2 separate regions of the Homo sapiens genome follow, and region 2 is linked to region 1. Evidence: read pairs that join two places in POLR2A ChIA-PET (ENCODE). Cell type or tissue: OCI-LY7. All regions are shown on one strand. Each heading gives the region's core, and the rest is flanking DNA. Links, peaks and the distances in the headings are about the cores only.

What was found. ChIA-PET counts read pairs that join two places held together with the same protein. Peaks named below come from ENCODE experiments on the same cell type or tissue, not always from the same donor. Only the 100,000 strongest peaks of a DNase experiment are listed, where the experiment ranks them.
Region 2: POLR2A ChIA-PET joins it to region 1 with 5 read pairs; 2 of 35 experiments call an interaction of 5 or more read pairs at or near these places.

The regions. Positions count from the first base shown.
Region 1 is chr20:5,676,582-5,681,961 of GRCh38, forward strand. No RefSeq gene overlaps it. Among named protein-coding and RNA genes, the nearest start is that of GPCPD1, 68 kb to the left of the region's middle. In OCI-LY7, for the core only: no CTCF peak of the experiment used is centred there; a DNase peak (open chromatin) is centred at 2,960; H3K27ac peaks cover 1,310 bases.
Region 2 is chr20:5,973,826-5,979,205 of GRCh38, forward strand. It overlaps MCM8 (minichromosome maintenance 8 homologous recombination repair factor), which reads left to right. Exons shown (of 19, transcript NM_032485.6): 13 at 4,051-4,192. Among named protein-coding and RNA genes, the nearest start is that of MCM8, 26 kb to the left of the region's middle. In OCI-LY7, for the core only: no CTCF peak of the experiment used is centred there; no DNase peak of the experiment used is centred there.

The DNA of each region.
Region 1 (5,380 bases), core at 230-5,229:
AAAAAAGTTTATTAAAAAAAATAAAACTGGCTGGGCACGGAGGCTCACGCCTATAATCCCAGCACTTTGGGAAGCTGAGGCGGGTGGATAGCCTGAGATCAAGAGTTTGAAACCAGTCTGGCCAACATGGTGAAACCCTGACTCTACTAAAAATACAAAAATTATCCAGGCGTGGTGGCACATGCCTGTAATCCCAGCTACTCGGGAGGCTGAGGCAGAAGAATTGCTGGAACCCAGGAGGTGGAGGTTGCGGTGAGCCGAGATCTCACCACTGCACTCCAGCCTGGGCAACAGAGCTAGACTCGGTGTCAAAGAAATAAATCAATTAGATTAAATTTAAAAAAAAACTATGCAACTACAGCTAACTCCTTCCACCCTGTCCCAATCCTTTCTTGTACTTCCTTTTGCAGAGGTAACCAGCTTCCTGAACTGAGAGAGATCATTAGTGAGCATAGTTTTATTTTCTTCTTTTTTTCTTTTTCTTTTTATTTAAATAATAGGGACGAGGTCTTGCTATGTTGAACAGTCTGGTCTTGAACTCCTGGCCTCAAGCAATCCTCCCATCTCAGCCTCCCAAAGTGCTGGGATTATAGACGTGAGCCACCATACCCAGCCAACTAATGAGCATAGTTTTAAATCTCCCCACATAAATACGTGCATCATTCAGGGCCTTGACAAGCATGTGCAAACGGGGTCATGGAAGACAATTTCATAAAAGTTCTCTTTGCAAATGTAGAGGCTGCAATAAGGGACCCCAGAAAGGGATGGTGAAGCATCTTGGGGGTAGCAACTGGAGGTCCCCTGCTACAGAACTCAGAAAGACTTGCCACTGTAGCAGAGGGTTACCGACAGTACTTGTGGTCTTCAGTGAACAAATGCAGCCTCTGCAAACCCCTGGCAAAGAGGGAGTAGGCAAGGAGAGGAAGAGAGTTAATTCCCCCTGCCTGTCTCTTCTCCTCCCCTCTGACTCCTACTGGTGCTTCCCATTGGATGAACCCAACCAAAGACAGAGAAAAGAGTTCTCTGATAAGGTCTGTAAAGCTTCCCAGGGCCAGAAGTAGGTAGAGAAGGCCAGGAAGAGGATGTGACAGCTGGAGAATATGTGTCCACAAACAACACAAAGCATTATTTGTGTGTTTTACAAATTCTCTTAAACGATATCACGCTTTTACATGGTTTTTGTTTGTTTTTCTCGAGACAGAATCTCACTCTTATTGCCCAGACTGGAGTGCAGTAGCGCGATCTCGGCTCACTGCAACCTCCACCTCCTGGGTTCAAGCGATTCTCCCGCCTCAGCTACCAAGTAGCTGGGATTACAGGCATGCGCCACCACACCCAGCTAATTTTTTTCTGTTTAGTAGAGATGGGGTTTCACCATGTTGGCCAGGATGGTCTCTAACTCCTGACCTCAAGTGATCCACCTGTCTTGGCCTCTCAAAGTGCTAGGATTATAGGCGTGAGCCACCGTGCCTGGCCTAATTCCTGCATTTATTTTAACTACTCTGTAGTATTCCATTGTTTTGCTATCCCGAGAAATGTTGCAATGAACAGGCTTAGGTACACACGGCCTGACCCATAAGCTCAAGAAACTTGCTTGGGTATTTATACAGAAGTAAATTTGGCTGCGTGTGGTGGCTCATGCATGCAATCCCAACACTTTCGAAGGTCAAGGTGGGCAGATCACTTGAGGTCAGGAGTTTGAGACCAGCCTGGCCAACATAGCGAAACCCCGTCTCTCCTGAAAATACAAAAAATTATTTGGGCATGGTGGTACACACCTGTAAGTCCAGCTACTCAGGAGGCTGAGACATGAGAATCACTTGAACCCAGGAGGCAGAGGTTGCAGTGAGCTGAGATCGCACCACTGCACCCCAGCCTAGGCAACAGAGCAAGACTCTGTCTCAAAAAGAACAACAAAAAAACCTGCTTAAAAAAAAATATATTTGTTGAATTGAAATTATGTACATATCAACTTTACTAAGTACTGCAAAATTGTTCTCTATTGTAATTATTCCAATTTTTCACTCCCACAGACTGAGTATAAAAGCCCGTTTCTGATTCTCCACCCTCACCACAGTTAGTGTTATCAGGATTGAAAAAGTTGCCAATCTAATGGCTCTGAAATTGTGTCTCATGGTTATTTTAATTTGCATTTCCCTGCTCTATACTTTTCTATACCTCATAATCTCCAATGGTGACACTGAAATCATGACAAACCTTCTATTATCACAAAGCAGGTATTAATGCTGCTAATGTTCACAGAATCAATGGCCATTACAAAATGTGCCTTCAGTTGATTGCTCACACCTCAGACTCCTTGAGTTTTCCATACATACAGCTCATGAATGCCAGATTACATGCTGAGCGATTTCATGAAGGAATGCTTGCCAATCAGCTCCATGAGAAAGCGATTCAAAATGATGTTGGTTTCCTATGTTTTCTTGTCACTTTTGAAGAATCCTGTTGAAATGCAAGTCACTTATGGAATGAGCTCCAAGATCTTTTTTTTTTCCCACATGAAAAATACAAGATATGAAACAGCAGGTGTTAGCAGGTTTGTGTTTGTTTAAAATTTAAAAACATGTAAAATGCTTATGAGAGTGTGCCTCTGGGGAGGAAACATAATTTCAGACTTACAGTGGGAAATAGATTTAGTTTTCATATAGAACTCTTGAAAATTTTTCGCTTTTGTTTTTTTTTTACCACCTCCAAATAGGCTAACAAACCAAAAAAATATGATCTGATTAAAACACAATTTGTGACTTTTTTAAAATCCCAAATTCTTTTGTTTTAACTTGCCATTAAATGGATGATTAAATACTGTTTTGGTCCACTGCGGCTGTTATAACAGAATATCATAGTCTGGGTGGCTTATAAACAACAGAAATCTATTTCTCACAGTTCTGGTAGCTGTGAATTTCAAGAACAAGGCAATAGCAGATTCAGCCTCTGGTGAGGGCCCACTTCCTGGTTCATAAAGCCTCTTGCTATAATCTTGCATAGCAGAAGGGGACAGGGGAACTCTCTGGGGTCGCTCTCTCTTTTTTTTTTTTTTTTTTTTTTTTGAGACGGAGTTTTTCTCTCGTTGCCCAGGCTAGAGTGCAATGGTGCAATCTTGGCTCACTGCAACCTCCACCTCCCAGGTTCAAGCGATTCTCCTGCCTCAGCCTCCTGAGTAGCTGGGATTACAGGCATGTGCCACCATGCCCGGCTAATTTTTGTATTTTTAGTAGAGACAGGGTTTCTCCATGTTGGTCAGGTTGGTCTCGAACTCCCGACCTCAGGTGATCCACCTGCCTCAGCCTCCCAAAGTGCCAGGATTACAGGCTTGAGCCACCACACCTGGCCTGGGGTCTCTTTTATGAGGACACTAATCCCATTCATGAGGGCTCCACCCTCATGACCTAATCACCTCCCAAAGGCCCCAGTTCCTAGCCCATTGCATTGGGGATTAGGTTTTAATGTATAAATTTTGGGGGGACATGAACATTCAGTCTATAGCAAATACAGAGCTATGTGAAAGGGAAATTTCTAAAATCAGAGATTTCCTTTTACTATAAACAATACACACTCTTCTTTCGGTTTAAAAGTCATCATAAATGGAGGCCAGTTTAACACCCTGGAAAAGAAGGACAAACAGTTGTCAAACTACTGCAAAATTGCTTAGAAAACTTTAGGCCAGTCTCATGTTTTTATTTCAAGGAAGTTGTGAAATTTACTTTTCCATCTATAAAACAGCAGTGTGACTGTGCTCTGTGGAAATCAATTTTTTATTTAGAAAAAATATTCCATTGTGCATTCCTCCCATATGAGCAACACATTTACCTAGGAAGATAGCAGATGATTTTGTAACCCTAGGTATCCACATGCATGATCACTTTGTCCTCTTCCACTCCTGTGATAACTCCCTCCACAGTGCCATTAGTGCTTTGCCCTGGTTCCTGGGAAGGGACACATGGATGAGTGAAAACATTTTCCTGGGAGCAAAGCAACTATCCAGATCAATCAAATTCTTTTCCCCATGGACTCAAATACACATTTCCTACCTAACAAGTTTTTTTTTTTTTTTTTTTTTTTTTTTTGAGACGGAGTCTCACTCTGTCACCCAGGCTGAATGGAGTGAAGTGGCATGATCATGGCTCACTGCAACCTCCACCTCCCAGGTTCAAGTGATTCTCCTGCCTTAGCCTCCCAAGTAGCTGGGATTACAGGCAGCCGCCACCAAACACAGCTAATTTTTGTATTTTTGGTAGAGATGGGGTTTCCACCATGCTGGCCAGGCTTGTCTCAAACTCCTGACCTTAGGTGATCCATCTGCTTCGGCCTCCCAAAGTGCTGGGATTACAGGCATGAGCCACCGTGCCCAGCCTTCTTTTTTTTTTTTTTTTTAAATTTGAGACAGATTGTCCCTCTGTCATCCAGGCTGGAGTGCAGGATCTCGATCTCAGTTCACTCCAACTTCTACCTCCCAGGTTCAAGAGATTCTCATGCCTCAGCATTCCCAGTAGCTGGGATTAAAAGTGTGTGAGACCACGCCCGGCTAATTTTTGTATTTTTAGTAGAGACAGGGTTTCACCATGTTGGCCAGGCTGGTCTCAAACTCTTGACCTCAAGCGATCTGCCCACCTCAGCCTCCCAAAGTACTGAGATTACAGGCGTGAGCCACCACACCCGGCTTCTATCAAGTATTTTAAAAAATATATTTTTTTCATTGATCAATAACTGAAAAAATGTTTCATTTTGAAGGTAAGTTGTATGTTGGCTGGTTGTTTTTTGGGAGCTGATGTTAAAGGCACTATTATAATAATAGATATACTAGATATGATTGTTATTTTATGTACAATTTCAATATATGTATAGACAAAATCATGTAATAATTTATACAGTATTTAAAATTTTGAAAGCAGTTTCATAAACTTTCCCCCCTCCTTCCTGCATAACAAGTTCTTTTGAACCTACCAGAACTATTTATTTATTTATTTTTCTTTTTTTTTTTTGAGACAGGGTCTCACTCTGTCACTCAGGCTGGAGTGCAGTGGTGTGATCACAGCTCACTCCCAGGCTCAAGGGATCCTTCCACCTCAGTCTCTTGAGTAGCTGGGACCACCGGTGCACACCACAACGCCTGGCTAATTTTTTGTATTTTTGGTAGAGACAGGGTTTTGCCATGTTGTCCAGACTGGTCTTGAATTCATGAGCTCAAGGAGATCCACCTGTCTTGGCCTCCCAAAGTGCTAAGATTACAGGCGTGAGCCACCGTGCCTGAATTGTTCAAGGACAATTCAGAAATCCAAATCCATATGGCTAATTCTATTCATTTACTCATTCTTTCTCCCAGATTTTTATTCAACAAGCATATATTGAGTGTACATTGTGAGCT
Region 2 (5,380 bases), core at 326-5,325, 300 kb after region 1:
TGTATTTTTAGTAGAGACAGGGTTTTGCTGTGTTGGCCAGGCTGGTCTTGAACTCTTGGCCTCAAGTGATCCACCCACCTTAACCTCCCAAAGTGCTGGGATTACCGGTGTGAGCCACCACGCTCTGTCCAAAGCAAGGCAACTGCTGTGATCAGTCATTTGTAGATCCCCAAGAAAATTCTGCCTCTGCCAGTCAGAGCCTAGTGGTTTTCCTTTCCTGGGTTTTATGATGGCTTTAGAAGGTGCTGCTTATTGGTATGCTTGTAGTTTCCTTAAAGTGACAACCGGTAAGCCAGCCGTAATGTGCTTTCTACTTTATTTTTTTGAGACAAGGTCTTCCTCTTTTGCCCAGACTGAAGTACAGTGGCGCAACTTTGGCTTACTGCAGCTTCCACCTTGGGCTCAGGCAATTCTTCCAACTCAGCCTCTCAAGTAGCTGGGACTATAGACATGTGCCACCATGCCTGGCTAATGCTTTTTTTGTAGAGATGGGGTTTTGCCATGTTGCCCAGGCTGGTCTCGAACTCCTGGGCTCAAGCAGATCCACCTGCCTTAGCCTTCCAAAGTGCTGGGATTAAAGGTGTGAACCACTGTGCTTGGCCACTGTGCTTTCTAAAAATGCCTGTGGCCCCCTTCTTCACTCGATGTGGAAAATTGACCAGGGCTTCTCTGGCCCTTTAGTAAGTTGTAGTAGTATGGCTCCTAAATCTTTTTCCAAGGATTGGGATCCTGGCTGCACATCTTAATTACTTTTGGAGCTCTTTGAAAATACCATAGCCCACTGCAAGCCAATTGAGTTAAGAGTTTCTAAGTTAGGGTCCTAGTGTCTATATGTGTACAACAGTCCACAGATGATTCTAATATGCAGCCAGCCTTGAGAACTGCTTTGATCTTGTCATTACATTATAAACCCACTGTCCTTCATATCTGAGTCATCCTTTATTGCCTGTGGTTGAGTGTTAAACCAGTCATTTTAATTCCTAGATATTATTATAATTCCATAGATATTTCATCTATGTTTGGTTCCTTTTGGCCATCTGGGGCTACTTTTTAAAAAATAAATTCTGTTCTGAGACCTCGCTACAATGTAGCCTGACAACAGAGGCTCAGGGTACCCCTTACAGGTGAAACAAAGCTCATCATGAACAGGAATCTGGGTGCAGTGGCTTACGCCTGTAATCCTAACACTTTGGGAGGCCAAGTCGGAAGGATTACTTGAGGCCTGGAGTTCAAGACCAGCCTGTGCAACAAAGTGAGACCCTATCTCTACAAAAAAGAAAACAATTAGCTGGGCATGGTGGCGCACACCTGTAGTCCCTGCTACTCCGGAGGCTGCAGCAGGATGATTGCTTGAGCCTAGAAGTTGGAGAATGCAGGGAGCCATCGTTATGCAACTGTACCCCAGCCTGGGCAATAGAGCAAGACCCTGTCTTTAAAAAAAAAAAAAAAGAAAACATTATGTTTAGAATATGTAGGAAAAGATGCAAGTGGGGATCTGAATTGTTACAGCTTTCTTTTCTGTCTTTTGTGTGGTATACCTGTTCGTGTGTGTAACTTTGGAATTAGTGAATTATAGGTGGGAGCCTGTTTTAACCCCTAGAGTGTCTTATCTGTACAAATCTCATAATTTATACATACTGCTTGCAGTATATAAAACTTCCTTTTTTTGCTCTTTTTTTTTTTTTTTTTGAGTCGGAGTCTCGCTCTGCCGCCCAGGCTGGAGTGCAGTGGCATGATCTTGGCTCACTGCAAGCTCCGCCTCCCGGGTTCACGCCATTCTCCTGCCTCAGCGTCCCAAGTAGCTGGGACTACAGGCGCCCACCACCACGCCCGGCTAATTTTTTGTATTTTTAGTAGAGACGGGGTTTCACCATGTTAGCGAGGAGGGTCTCCATCTCCTGACCTTGTGATCCGCCCGCCTCAGCCTCCCAAAGTGCTGGGATTACAGGCATGAGCCACCACGCCTGGCCTTTTTTTTTTTTTAATAAATGTTTCTTGGCAGATAGTTGTTCTAAAATGTGTCCAGTGGTATTGAAAGTGTTAATACCAAGAAGTTACATTGGCAGTTTTTCTTGTTTTCAGACCTGGAATAATGCCTTTGGCTCAATTTAAAAATAGAATCTGTAATGTTAGTGGAAATTAAACATCCTGAATAGAGTATGGCATGTAAGCCACACTAAGCCAGGGTTTTTAAAAACGAGACTAACAGGCTGGGTGCAGTGGCTCATGCCTGTAATCCCAACACTTTGGCAGGCCAAGGCAGGAGGACCAAGCTGGACAATATAGTGAGATCCCATCTCTAAAAACAATTTTAAAAAAAATTAGGTGTGGTGGCATGTGCCTATAGTCCCAGCTACTCAGGAGGCTGAAGTGGGAGAATCACTTGAGCCTAGAAGTTTTAGACCAGCCTGGGCAACATAGTGAGACCTTGTTTCTTACAGAAAATTAATTAGCCAGTCATGGTGGCATGCTCCTATAGTCCCAGCTACTAGGGAAGCTGAGGTTGTTGTAACCATGCGAGTTATAGAGAAACGCCACACTTTGAGACAAATTAAAGAGTCCTTTATTAGCCAGCGACCCAGAGACAGCTCACGCCCAAAATTCTCTCAGCCCCGAGGAAGGGGCTAGTTTTGTTTTTATACCATGGTCTAAATAGGGAGGGGGGATTTTAGCTGAAGCAATTTTTACAGAAGCAGAACTGGCAGAAAGTTAAAAAAATTAATTGGTTACAAATGCAGTTACAAAAAAATAAACAGTTCCAGGTACCGGGGCTTAAACTATCACAAAGAGATAAATGTAGGGGTTTTGGGTGCCATGCACTGCGCGTGCCCCCAGGAGCTGCTGGTGCAACTCGCCTCAGCATCTCATCAACAGGTGCATTCCTGGACGTGCTTTGAGTCAGTTTTACACTAGCTATGCCTGGAGGGAGGTGAAAGGGTTTACAAGTGAAGAAGCTAAAATGGAGTCTGTCCGGCTCTCTCTCTGCTAGGAGAGAGTCACTCGGGTTAAAACAAGGTAGGATATCACAAGGTGGGATGATCACTTGAGCCCAGGAGTTCAAGGTTGCTGTGAGCTAGGATTGTGCCACTGCACTCCAGCCTGGACGACAGAGTGAGACCCTGCCTCAAAAATAATAAATATAACAAAACAAATTAAAAATTAGGCTAACACCAACTGTTATGAACCATTTACTTTATATTTTTGTGTTTTCTTCTTACCACCTAGTAAACCATCATACTCTGTGTGTTATAAGGTTTCTCAGAAAGACTATATAAGTAACAAAAATAATGATAATTACTATTTATTGAGCCAGCAGCATAGGATAACAGTGGGTGTTTGAGATGTGAATACTGTCCCCTAGAATTGGGCAGTGCACTGCCATACACGGCAGTTTTACATTGGGCACTTATGTGCCAGGTACCAAATTAAATGCCTTTCATACATGATTTCATTTATTGTTCAGGGCAATGCTGTGATAAAACATAAGGAAGCTGAGGCTCAGAGAGGTCTGAGAGCCACACAGCTGGTGCATGGTGGAGCCACGATTTAAACAGGTCTGTCTGACTCCAGAGAGCTATGCTTTTAACTCTTGTGCTGTTTACTTTTCTGGCCTGTTATAGCATGTTTGCTCAGAAGGTGAGCATGTATTAAGTCACTTTATTACCTGATGTTTAAAGAAGCATTGGAACCTTCAAAATTAAAATTGGTACTCATGTTTTTGCTTTTCGAACTTGAAAATGAAGCATAAATTGGAATTGTGTTGAGTATTTATATGACCACAGACTTCAGAATCTGACTGCCTGGGTTTGATTGAATCCTGACTTTCCACCTTGATAGCTGTGTAGTTCCTCATTCACTCTTTGTTGGCCTTGGTTTTGACATCAGTAAATCAGGATATAATAATACCTTTCTCTGCTGGTGATGGTGCACCTTGTACACTAAAGCTCTTAAAAGAATACCTAGCATATACCTAACGTTTGTGAGCAACTGCTGTTAGCTATTACTTCCCTTTTACTTTGGATGATTCTCTTAAACTTTTTGTTTCCTTAGGCAGCGTGCAATGTTGCCCCACGTGGCGTGTATGTTTGTGGTAACACCACGACCACCTCTGGTCTGACGGTAACTCTTTCAAAAGATAGTTCCTCTGGAGATTTTGCTTTGGAAGCTGGTGCCCTGGTACTTGGTGATCAAGGTGAGAGGCCAAAGGGAATAATTAGTGATTCTGGGACTTTTTGAAAAGCCTTTTCCTTTTCAGTTAATTTCTTTACATTCTGTTTAAGAGAAACATTTAGATAGCAAAGTCCTAACCAGTAAGTTGACACTGTCAGAAATAATCATTGGAAATGCAGTATCATCATTTTTATACTACAGAATTGGAACTGTACTTAATGTCATTCATTTTCAGAATCTTATAGCCGATACAAGTATATGTAAAAATCAAATAAATATGTGTAGCTCCCTGAACTTCCCATTTCATACCACCTATCATATTTGTGATCATTTTTTTTAAAAGCCTGTTTTGAAGCTTTGTAGTAAGCTCCCTGTATGGTGGGATTTGGATGTCTTGTGGACTGCCATGTTCCCATTGCCTAGTACATAGGGGCACAGTAAATACTTATTGAATGCGTTACTATGATTTAGCTCTAAATAGTTTGGAAACCTTGGCACTGACAAAAAGGTGGATGTCATCCTTTGCTCACAGAGGACTTGCAATAGGAGATTACAGGTGTTACTTTCGATGTTTTTTTCTTTTTATGAGACAGAGTCTTGCTCTGTCACCCAGGCTGGAGTGCAGTGGTGCAGTCTCAGCTTTCTGCAACCTCTGCCTTCCAGGTTCAAGCCATTCTCGTGCCTCCTGAGTAGCTGGGATTACAGGTGTGCGTGACCACATCCAGCTAATTTTTGTATTTTTAGTAGAGACGGGGTTTTACCATGTTGGCCAGGCTGGTCTTGAACTCCTGGCCTCAAGTGATCCACCCACCACACCTCCCAAAGTGCTGAGATTACAGGCTACAGGCGTGAGCCACCACACCTGGCCTACTTCAGAATGAATAGTTTTGCCGTATTGTAACTGAACTCATTGGTTTTTTTTCAGGATTTGAGTGACAGGTGGTAAGAAGTCCAGGCATAGGGCCCAGCAAGAAGAAACCTCTACATTGGGCTTTGTCACCTAAGTTTCTCTTTGTGATGCCTTCACCTTATTGGGAAAACATGTTTCCATGCATGTGTCAGGCAGTGTCCAGATTCCAGTCCAGTTAAGGTCGTTCATTCCTTCTGGTTTGCCAGTGACTTCCATATTCTGAACCCAGGACCTGGTAGCCACATTTGACACAGTTAATCACTCCCTCCTCCTTGAGACCCTTGAAACTCTCATTGGTTT